3 separate regions of the Homo sapiens genome follow, and regions 1 and 3 are each linked to region 2. The links are chromatin contacts, found by Hi-C or POLR2A ChIA-PET in ENCODE. All regions are on one chromosome and are shown on one strand. Each heading gives the region's core, a stretch centred on a gene start or an enhancer-like site at or near the end of the contact. The rest is flanking DNA. Distances are from core to core; before and after follow the strand shown. Region 1 has its middle 120 kb from the start of SMIM23. Region 2 has its middle 85 kb from the start of SMIM23. Region 3 has its middle 150 kb from the start of SMIM23.

Evidence for each region. A loop is a pair of places that touch in the nucleus more often than their neighbours do. ChIA-PET counts read pairs that join two places held with the same protein, here RNA polymerase II (POLR2A). Pooled maps may share reads with other maps.
Region 1: a loop to region 2 is called in a pooled map, with 5 times the contacts of the local background. The contact joins two enhancer-like sites. A Hi-C loop is called at or near these places in 1 of 168 maps with a recorded cell type or tissue (GM11168) and 1 of 50 pooled maps. POLR2A ChIA-PET finds 5 or more read pairs at or near these places in 3 of 52 experiments (H1, MCF 10A and activated naive CD4-positive, alpha-beta T cell).
Region 3: a loop to region 2 is called in a map of Right ventricle myocardium inferior, with 4 times the contacts of the local background. The contact joins two enhancer-like sites. A Hi-C loop is called at or near these places in 3 of 168 maps with a recorded cell type or tissue (Right ventricle myocardium inferior, astrocyte of the cerebellum and gastrocnemius medialis) and 3 of 50 pooled maps. POLR2A ChIA-PET finds 5 or more read pairs at or near these places in 3 of 52 experiments (H1, MCF 10A and activated CD4-positive, alpha-beta T cell).

The regions. Positions count from the first base shown.
Region 1 is chr5:171,666,521-171,669,287 of GRCh38, reverse strand. No RefSeq gene overlaps it. Among named protein-coding and RNA genes, the nearest start is that of SMIM23, 120 kb to the left of the region's middle. RefSeq lists enhancers at 463-1,040, 1,041-1,619. Within about 2 kb of position 1,316, at least 9 of the 41 ENCODE cell types and tissues checked have a DNase peak (open chromatin) inside an H3K27ac peak, as active enhancers do.
Region 2 is chr5:171,699,898-171,702,597 of GRCh38, reverse strand. No RefSeq gene overlaps it. Among named protein-coding and RNA genes, the nearest start is that of SMIM23, 85 kb to the left of the region's middle. Within about 2 kb of position 1,340, at least 3 of the 41 ENCODE cell types and tissues checked have a DNase peak (open chromatin) inside an H3K27ac peak, as active enhancers do.
Region 3 is chr5:171,639,407-171,642,106 of GRCh38, reverse strand. No RefSeq gene overlaps it. Among named protein-coding and RNA genes, the nearest start is that of SMIM23, 150 kb to the left of the region's middle. Within about 2 kb of position 1,331, at least 3 of the 41 ENCODE cell types and tissues checked have a DNase peak (open chromatin) inside an H3K27ac peak, as active enhancers do.

The DNA.
Region 1 (2,767 bases), core at 67-2,566, 33 kb after region 2:
ATGAATGTTCGATTTTCTGAGCATTAGTTTTTTTTACAAATGCTTGCCCACAGCTCTTTTATTTCTCTAGGATTGATTCCTTCAGGAGGAATTACTGGGTGAAAGTGGATGAATCTTTTAGAGAATATGAATCTTTTAACACATACTGCTACGTCGTCCTTTGGAAGGGCTGTAACTGGAGCAGTGCAGGGGGGTACCTACTCCATTATACCCTTGATTTAACCTTGAGAGCTCTGCCTGTTTTACTTTGCAAAACGCTATTGCTACTTGAATCATTCCTGAGCTAGGACCCAAAATGGCTACTGCCTTCACTGGGCATGGCTTTGTGACATTAAGTCAGCCAGTTAACTCTTGACTCCATTTCCCCATTCTTACCACGATGTGTTCTTTAAATTCAGATGATTTCAGCTTAAAGTTGGAAATACTGGTTCACATTCCAGCTTCAGCTTTTTAAGATTGTATTTCTTAATCTGCAAAATGGGAATAATACCTAGATTACAGAATAATGATGATTAAAAAACAAAACAAAACATCACAACAACAAAATACGTAAATTGCTTAACACCATGCGCGGCACATAGCAGATGCCCAATGAATATTACAATTATCTTCTTTCCTCTCTTTATCCTCAACATAGAAAGCATTTGAAAAGTCAGGAAAAGTAGCATTAATCTATCAGATTTCTAGTTGAAGAGACCAAAGCTCAGAGAAGTGAAGTAACTTGCCTAAAGTCCTGGTAGCTGGTAAAAGACAGCATGAGGTCCACTCCCAAGATCTAAAAGAGGGGACAGCTGCAGGGCTAAATACGGCCTAGGCATCTGTTTTATTTGGCCCACATAACCAAAAATAAGTAAGAAAATAGGATAAAATTAAATAAAGACAACGTTTAAAAAGAGGAGCTTTTACATCCAGATATGATTTCTGGTTTTTCTTGAGAAACATTCAATCTGGTGACGGGGCTGGTGGAGTCCACTGGTGCCTGTCCCCTTTGCAGAGGCCACGCATTTCCAGTTCTCCAGGTCTACACTGGGTGTCCGTGGGTTTGAGATACTGCGCGGTTCCTGGGTGCACTGGAGTTTGCGACCCCTGCTCTGACCCACTGTGATATTTCAATGTAGGGCTTCTGGCCACCTCCCAGGGTACGCGCTCCCGCTAACCTCAGACGGCGCGGGCCCGGACGCCCGCCCCGAGGCCGGAGAATTGCCCACCGAGCCAGGTCCTGCGGAGGCCCGTTGTAGTCAAAGAATGTGAACGTACATTGTTCTCCGCCCAGCCGCATTCATGCGGGGTGAGCTCACCCTGGCCCGCTGCCTCCTTCCCCCAATCTCTCCAATTAAAAACATATTACCTTCCCGCTCCGCCAGGAGCAGCCCTGGGCCGCAGCTTTATTTTATAAACACATTTAGACAAGTTCAAAAAGGAATGATTCATGCTGGACCTGAGCACTCCTAAAGGCGAGGGCTGCTGAGCATTTTCACAGGGCACGCATCCTGAGCCGGACCAGGCCCGGCCCTCGGGGGGTATCATCTCTCCCGCTCGAAGGCCGGGATTACCTGGATGCAGCTGGAAGGACTTACCCACAAGGCCACCTTTCGGCACTCCCAGCGCAGCCTCAGTCAGGGGTTGCGCCCAGACCAGATCTAGCCACCGGGGGCTCCCGGAGGGGAAGGGCGCAGGCCCTGCCCCTCCCCCGCTGGGAGGCTTCCTCTGATCCCCAATCCTGTCCCCCAACCCCAGTGACCCCTCCTCCTCTCTCCTGAGCGGCTCAGCTCAGAGGCTTCCAGGCCCACCCTACCACCCTGGGTGAATTCCCTCCTTCAACCCACTCCATGCAGCACTCCTGGAGGGTGTACCCTGGAGGGTCTTTTATGCTCTTTCCACAGAGCCAGGCTTAGTGTCTGGCACAAGGAAGGGCACGCGGCAGGTGTCAGATAGAATCACAGTAGCAAGAATGAGGAGCTTGTTGAACAGACAGCATTGAGAGGATGCCAGGCACATACTTAGTAATTTACATCTATTCTTTCATTTAATCATCACAAGCACCCTGTGAAGTAGGTGCTGTTTGTGACAAGGCCATTTCACAGATGAGGAAATTAAAGAGTGGCGGGATTCGGTTTCAGCTGGACTTTACCTACAGGGTTAGCCTTAGCTGTCAGAAGTGAAAGAGCCCATTGGCCATTTGATCTTGTCACTTGACTTGACAGGTCTACAAACGGAGGCCTGGACAGGGAAAGACGTCCCTGAGACTATAAAGGATGGCGTAGCCTCAGCAGGAGACCCAGCTCCCTGCCTCTGTGGGGCACCACGTCGTGCCAGCCCCTGGCATCACGCCTGACACATAGTACGAATTCAGTGGATATTTCTGAAGGAGTGAATTTTTTGTGACACTCCCCCTCAGACCTCAGTTACCCCGACTGTATCTTACTCATATCTGAATCCCCAGTGTCCAACATCAGACCTAGAACAAAGTAGGTTCTCTAAGGATATCTGTTGAAGCAATGGATCAGCGTCTGATTGTGCCATTAGCCACTGCACTTTAATCCTTCATTATTAGTTTACAGTTACTGGGTTATTAATTTTCTCTCCTCAACTGAAGGGTAAACATGGGATCTTCTCCCTCCTTCATAGGCACGGCTATGCTTGGCACACAGAGGTGCTAATTCCATGGATGATCACTCACTGGTTCTTGCCCTCATTACTCTCTATTGAGCACCTACTATGTGCCAGGCACTGTGCCAGGTTCTGGCCAAGAGGTGTGATACAAAGG
Region 2 (2,700 bases), core at 91-2,590:
TTACACAAGGCCCCTTCCTTCCCCACCCCGGGGCAGGGTCTGGGGGCCAGACAAGCACATCCTGGAGGCCGGGACTGCCTCCCACTCACTGTCACACATTCTGGGGGAGCCGGCCTCTTGCTTTGTGTACTCCTTGAGAAGGGAAAACTTCCTGTTTGTGAAGAAAAAAGTCCTGCAAATGGCAAGACAGCCCTTGGACATCAAAGTGTTCTTACAACACAGCATCCTAATGGCTTAAGTATCAATGAATCAGGGACATATGGATCCCATTTGCCATAAAGTACACACGGGCTTAAAAATCCTGAGGAAAAACGCCAGGCAAAATATGTTTCAGGTTTTATTGAACCAAAAAACTCTAAGAAGATAGATTTTCGACGGTCACCAAACCCAGAATACAGGTCTGGCTGCCCAGCTGACAGCAGAGAAGGCTTGGTTCCCTGAAGCCACGGTAGCTTAAGTCATTGCCCCTGATAGGAGAGACAAATTAAGTGAGATTTTGATGTAATTGAGATATAAAAGGGTTTTATGGGATCTTTTCCTTTGTAGGAACATTTTAAGTGTGTCTGAGAAGAGCCTAGCTAATTTTCTAGTGGAACAATAGGTTTGAAATTTAGATGATATGATCTGGGAGGACAGCAGTGCTTGGATGACCAGATTATCCGGGGTAACACCCAGAAAAGGACACTTCAATAACGCTGCCCAGGGAAGTCTCTTCTTTCCCACTCTGAAAATCTGCCCAACATGACAGGAAACGGAAGGAAAGATGGAAGGAAAGAAAGGCAGGAGCAAAAGGAAGAAAGGAAGACAAAGAAAGAAGGAAGAAAGGGAAGGAAGGAAGGAAAGGGAGAGAAGGAAGAGAAAAGAATGTTTTAACATTTTCCTGGAACTGAAGTGTCCACATCGGGAAACACTGTGTCACGCGCTAACATGTCTCAGCACCTGGGCTGCTTTTGTGTTCTGCATTCCATTTTTCTAGTCGTATATTTCTCCCTGGTTTGCAACCTTGCTTTGTGAAAAGTGTCATAAAGAAATGCTTTACCGTTAACGCACTCTGACTAGATCATATTTCAGGTTGCTACTCTCCAAGACGTTATCCCAACGAGAATCCGTGTACTGTGGAGTGATCTGTCGGAGCCCATTAGAGGGACAGATGAGAGGATTGGAATGGGGCCCGGGCTTTGTAATGAAACCTTAGCCCAGACAAGGGCCAAAGAGGGGGCTGTGGTTTGTCGGGTGCAGGAAGGAGGGGTCTTGAGGAATTCACGTGGCTTCACTCTGGACGGGTTCGAAGCAGCTCAGTGCTGAAAGATGAACATTCCTGTCTGTTGGCTCCTTGACCGTCCTTCACCCTTTGGTTGGTGAACCAGCTCTGACCACTGGTGCCTCATGCATGAGAACACCAGATTGCCACTTGACTTTATTTTTAGTGTTGATTGTGTGTGTATGTCTGTGTGTGTATGTGTGTGTGTGTTCTTGTCACTTTCAAGTGGAATATGGTATGTTATAAATAAAGCCCCACTTTCTCCTATTCTGATCACACACGATATGAGTGTTGGGGGGGTGGGGGTAGAGGAGGAGGGATCGGGGGTGCCTATTCAACACTGGTCCACATGCATCTGAGATTTCCTTTTGAAAATCCCAAGGCCTGGCCCACACTGACATGAAATTATTATGTACTTCTGTTGTACAACAAATTATCATCCTTTACTGTTGCAGCAGGCATTTCTATAGCGAATGCAGGTTGTAGTAATTTTGTCATACAGAGTAATATGTCACACAGACCATTCTGGATTTAGACCAATATATACAGTTTCTGGCCTAAGCAGTAACATATGTTTGGAGGAGAGATCTTTTCATTTTACTGGAATGGACAGTAAGTAGAAACACATTCCACATTTCTCTTTTTTCCTTTTATTTCTCCCTGCCCTGAAATTTGGCAGCCAGAGTCCTCCTTGCACTTGATCTCAGGTTTTCAGCTGCTTACAAACCATGATGCCCAGAGTGCTATGATGCCCATGCATTTAGCAACTAGTGGCTAATGAAAAAAAAAAATCACTGCTCAACAGGTTTCCAAGAAACCCTCCAAGAGCTGTTTGCAACAAATGCAAATGGCACTCAAAATTTGCCCAATAACATGCTAGCTCAAGTTCAGAAGTTTTCTGCAGCTGATTTTATGCTTTCGAAGTCTGGCTTGTGGAAACCTTTTTTTTTTTTCCTGTTTGTTTGATGAGTCTGAAAACTGCCCTGTGTGTGGAACAAAAGATGGGCAGTCAGGGGAGTGATGCCTTTGCTCCAGGCTCTACACATCCCCAACTCAGAGATACTCGGGTGTCTATGTGCCTGGACTCCCAAGAGGACACTGTTTTACTCTGCCGTTTGTCCAGAGAGAGGGGGTGAGGCAGGACAGTGAAGTTGCTAGCTGGTGGCATTTGCTGCTGCTGATCCTGGAGTTAGGAAAAGTGGCATTGGAGTTGAAGAAAAAAGGAAGGTAATTCATGTTGATGGGACACCTACTTTGTGCTTTGTACAAATTGGATTTCACTCAAATTCTCACAATAATGCCATTTCCTGGTGAGGAAACAGGTATTCAAATCCCACAGTTCTTCCGTGGGATTGGATGATCCGGCCTCCAGGCCTAGCACCTAGGCCCTCTCCTCTCCAGCGGGCGGTGGCTCAGTGCTCAGCACACCATCCATGGTC
Region 3 (2,700 bases), core at 82-2,581, 60 kb after region 2:
CTCACTGCCTAGAACCCTCCATGGCTCCCTTTTGCCCTCAGGATAAAGACCAAGTTCCATAACTGAGCTCTTCTGGATCTCATGCCTTCAAAACTTAGTTGAAATGTTCCCTCTTCCCTGACTGTTTGCACTCTCACACACAGTTTTGTAATTTCATTGTTTACACATCAATATCCCCCACTAGACTGTAGGCAACTTCAAGGGCAACATGAGTGTTGAGTCCAGAATTTGATCATAGTAGGCAATGAAGGAATGTTTGTTGAGTAGATAAATAAATAAATTATCTAAATTGAGTTCTAGTTCTTCTGTCAACTGAGTGTATGATTCTGGGCAGTTTATTTCTCCCTCTGAGACTCAATTTCCTCATCTGTAGATTAGGGTGAATAAGGTTTTCCTTGCCTATTACATTAGCTATAGTTTTTAAACTCCAGGCCCTTTTGGAGGACAGAATATTTGCAATTCCAGGGGATGTGGGACCACAGCATACCATGTCTGAGGATTTTGGGGGAGAGTAATGAGATAATTGATGCAAAAATGCTTTGGAGCCTGTACAAAGTTAATGGATTGTTGTTCAGACCCAGTCCCTGCCTTTGGAGCTTACATTCTAGAAGGGAGATAGAAACACATGGGGTGCATTCTCTTATCACCCACCCTAGTCCATGGCAGGTATTACAAATCATTCACTGCACTTTAAGCAGGCATCTCCAATTGATTCATATCGAACTGGGAGATACAATCTATTTGCCATTCTGGCTACAGAAGGAGAAACAATCTTTCCAATCCCAGACAACCATGTTAAGTGCCTCATTGACCCCAGAGAATCAAAACCTCAGCCTCTGTTTATTGAGCACTGGCTTCAAGCCTGGTCCTCTCCCCACATAATCTCTTCCAATCTTCATGACGATCCTGCAAGTCAGAGACTATTTACTCCCATTCTCCCCTTTCACAGACCAATCTCTGAGACCAATACCTGGGGCTGCTGACCCCAGTCCACCCATTTGAGCCTGGGTCTGTCTCCAAAGGACACGCTCTTGCCACCCTTCCACACTACCTCTCTCAAACAGGAGTGCAGCAGGTCAGGCACGGGCCACAGATATCAGTGGAGCCATCCACAGGGCTGTAGAGAGAACTAACACCCAGCTACACCTTTTCCGGCAGGAATTTTTTGTTCCTGCTGTATTCAGAGGGCCTGCCAGGACTGGAGTCTGTCTGTTGGGAAAGGCGGCTCATGCTATTTTGATATTGAACCCATGTCCACGGGCCCAGTGATGGACAAGCCTTTTACACATCTCACAAATAAAACTCACAGAGTCATTTTCAGCTTGGCCCGAGCTGTGGGCACAGCCCCAGAGGACTTGGCTCTGCTAATTCTCTCATCAGCCTAATAGGAGAACAATTATCACAGTCAGGATACAAATTTAGCTCCAGACACTTCTCTGGGAACTCAGAGGGCTTGTGACTTATGGCTTCATTTTAAAGAGGAGCAGATTGTTGACATGAACTCTGGGTAGTTCTCATTTTTCTCGAGGAACTAAGCTGTACTTGCTGTTAATGGTAGAATCATTAGGTCATGGCTGAGGTCCACAAGAGGATAGGAAACCCAGCAGCTTGGATGTAGGCTGAGCTCTCTATAATTAACCTAATAGCCTGTTTATTTGACTATCTCAATTACAGACTCATTTAAATAGCATTAAAAATAAAAGATGAGCCCCAGGAGCAGCAGAAGAAACATAAGGATGCTCTTTTGTCCAAGATTTCATAGGACACTATTTGAATGCATAAAAAGCCACTGATAGAGCAGCCACCAGGAAAACTTTCTTTAAAAAACTTTAAATTGAGGCAAAAAAAATGCAAACATGAGCAAGACTGAGCACCCGCAGGCATGTTTTATAGCGAAGTCAAATGATCAGGGTTTGGATGTCAGCTCTGCCAGGGGTTGGATGAAACTTGTGCGAGTCATCTAATCTCTGGAAACCTCACTCTCCCCCTTGGAGGATCCATGGAAAGGGGTCAGCTGATATGGATTACCATCATAGCTAACACATCTTGAGCATTTATGTGCCAGGCATTGTTATACACCCTTTATTTACAGTAACTCATTTAGCTCTTACAGTTCCACGATGAAATAAGTGGTATTATCATCTTCCATTTTACAGACGAGGAAGCCGAGGCACAGAATAGTTAAGTGACAAAACAATGCTCAAGGTACCAGTGTGTGGAGTGTGGAAGCTGGGATTTGAAAGCAGGCAACCTGGCCCCAAAGTCTATGTGCATAACCTCTAGTCTACCCTGCCCTGGGAAGAACCTGCACCACCAGAGGCCTTCAAAACATGATTAAGTTGAATCTATTTCTTTTTCTTTGTGTTGCAAGCGTGGCTTTCCGATGGTTGTGCACATTTTTCTATCTGATATAAATAGCTTTTTTATTTTTCTCCCTCTGTCCCCGCTCCAAATATCAGTCAATACTGGAGAGAAAATAACTGTTTCTGGTTCATGGTGACAAGGTCAAGGCTCCTTTGGAGAATGCTTGTTGGTGCTGTCTCCGTCCTGGGCTGAGAAATCACGGCATTTATTTTAAGCTGAAACTTTCTTATATTTAAAGCTTGTCATCAGGCTGAAGTTTGTTTATTGCATTCCATAATTATGATGAATATATTTTAAATAGAAAAAGATTTGAAATGTAGGACAGCTGCAAAAAAT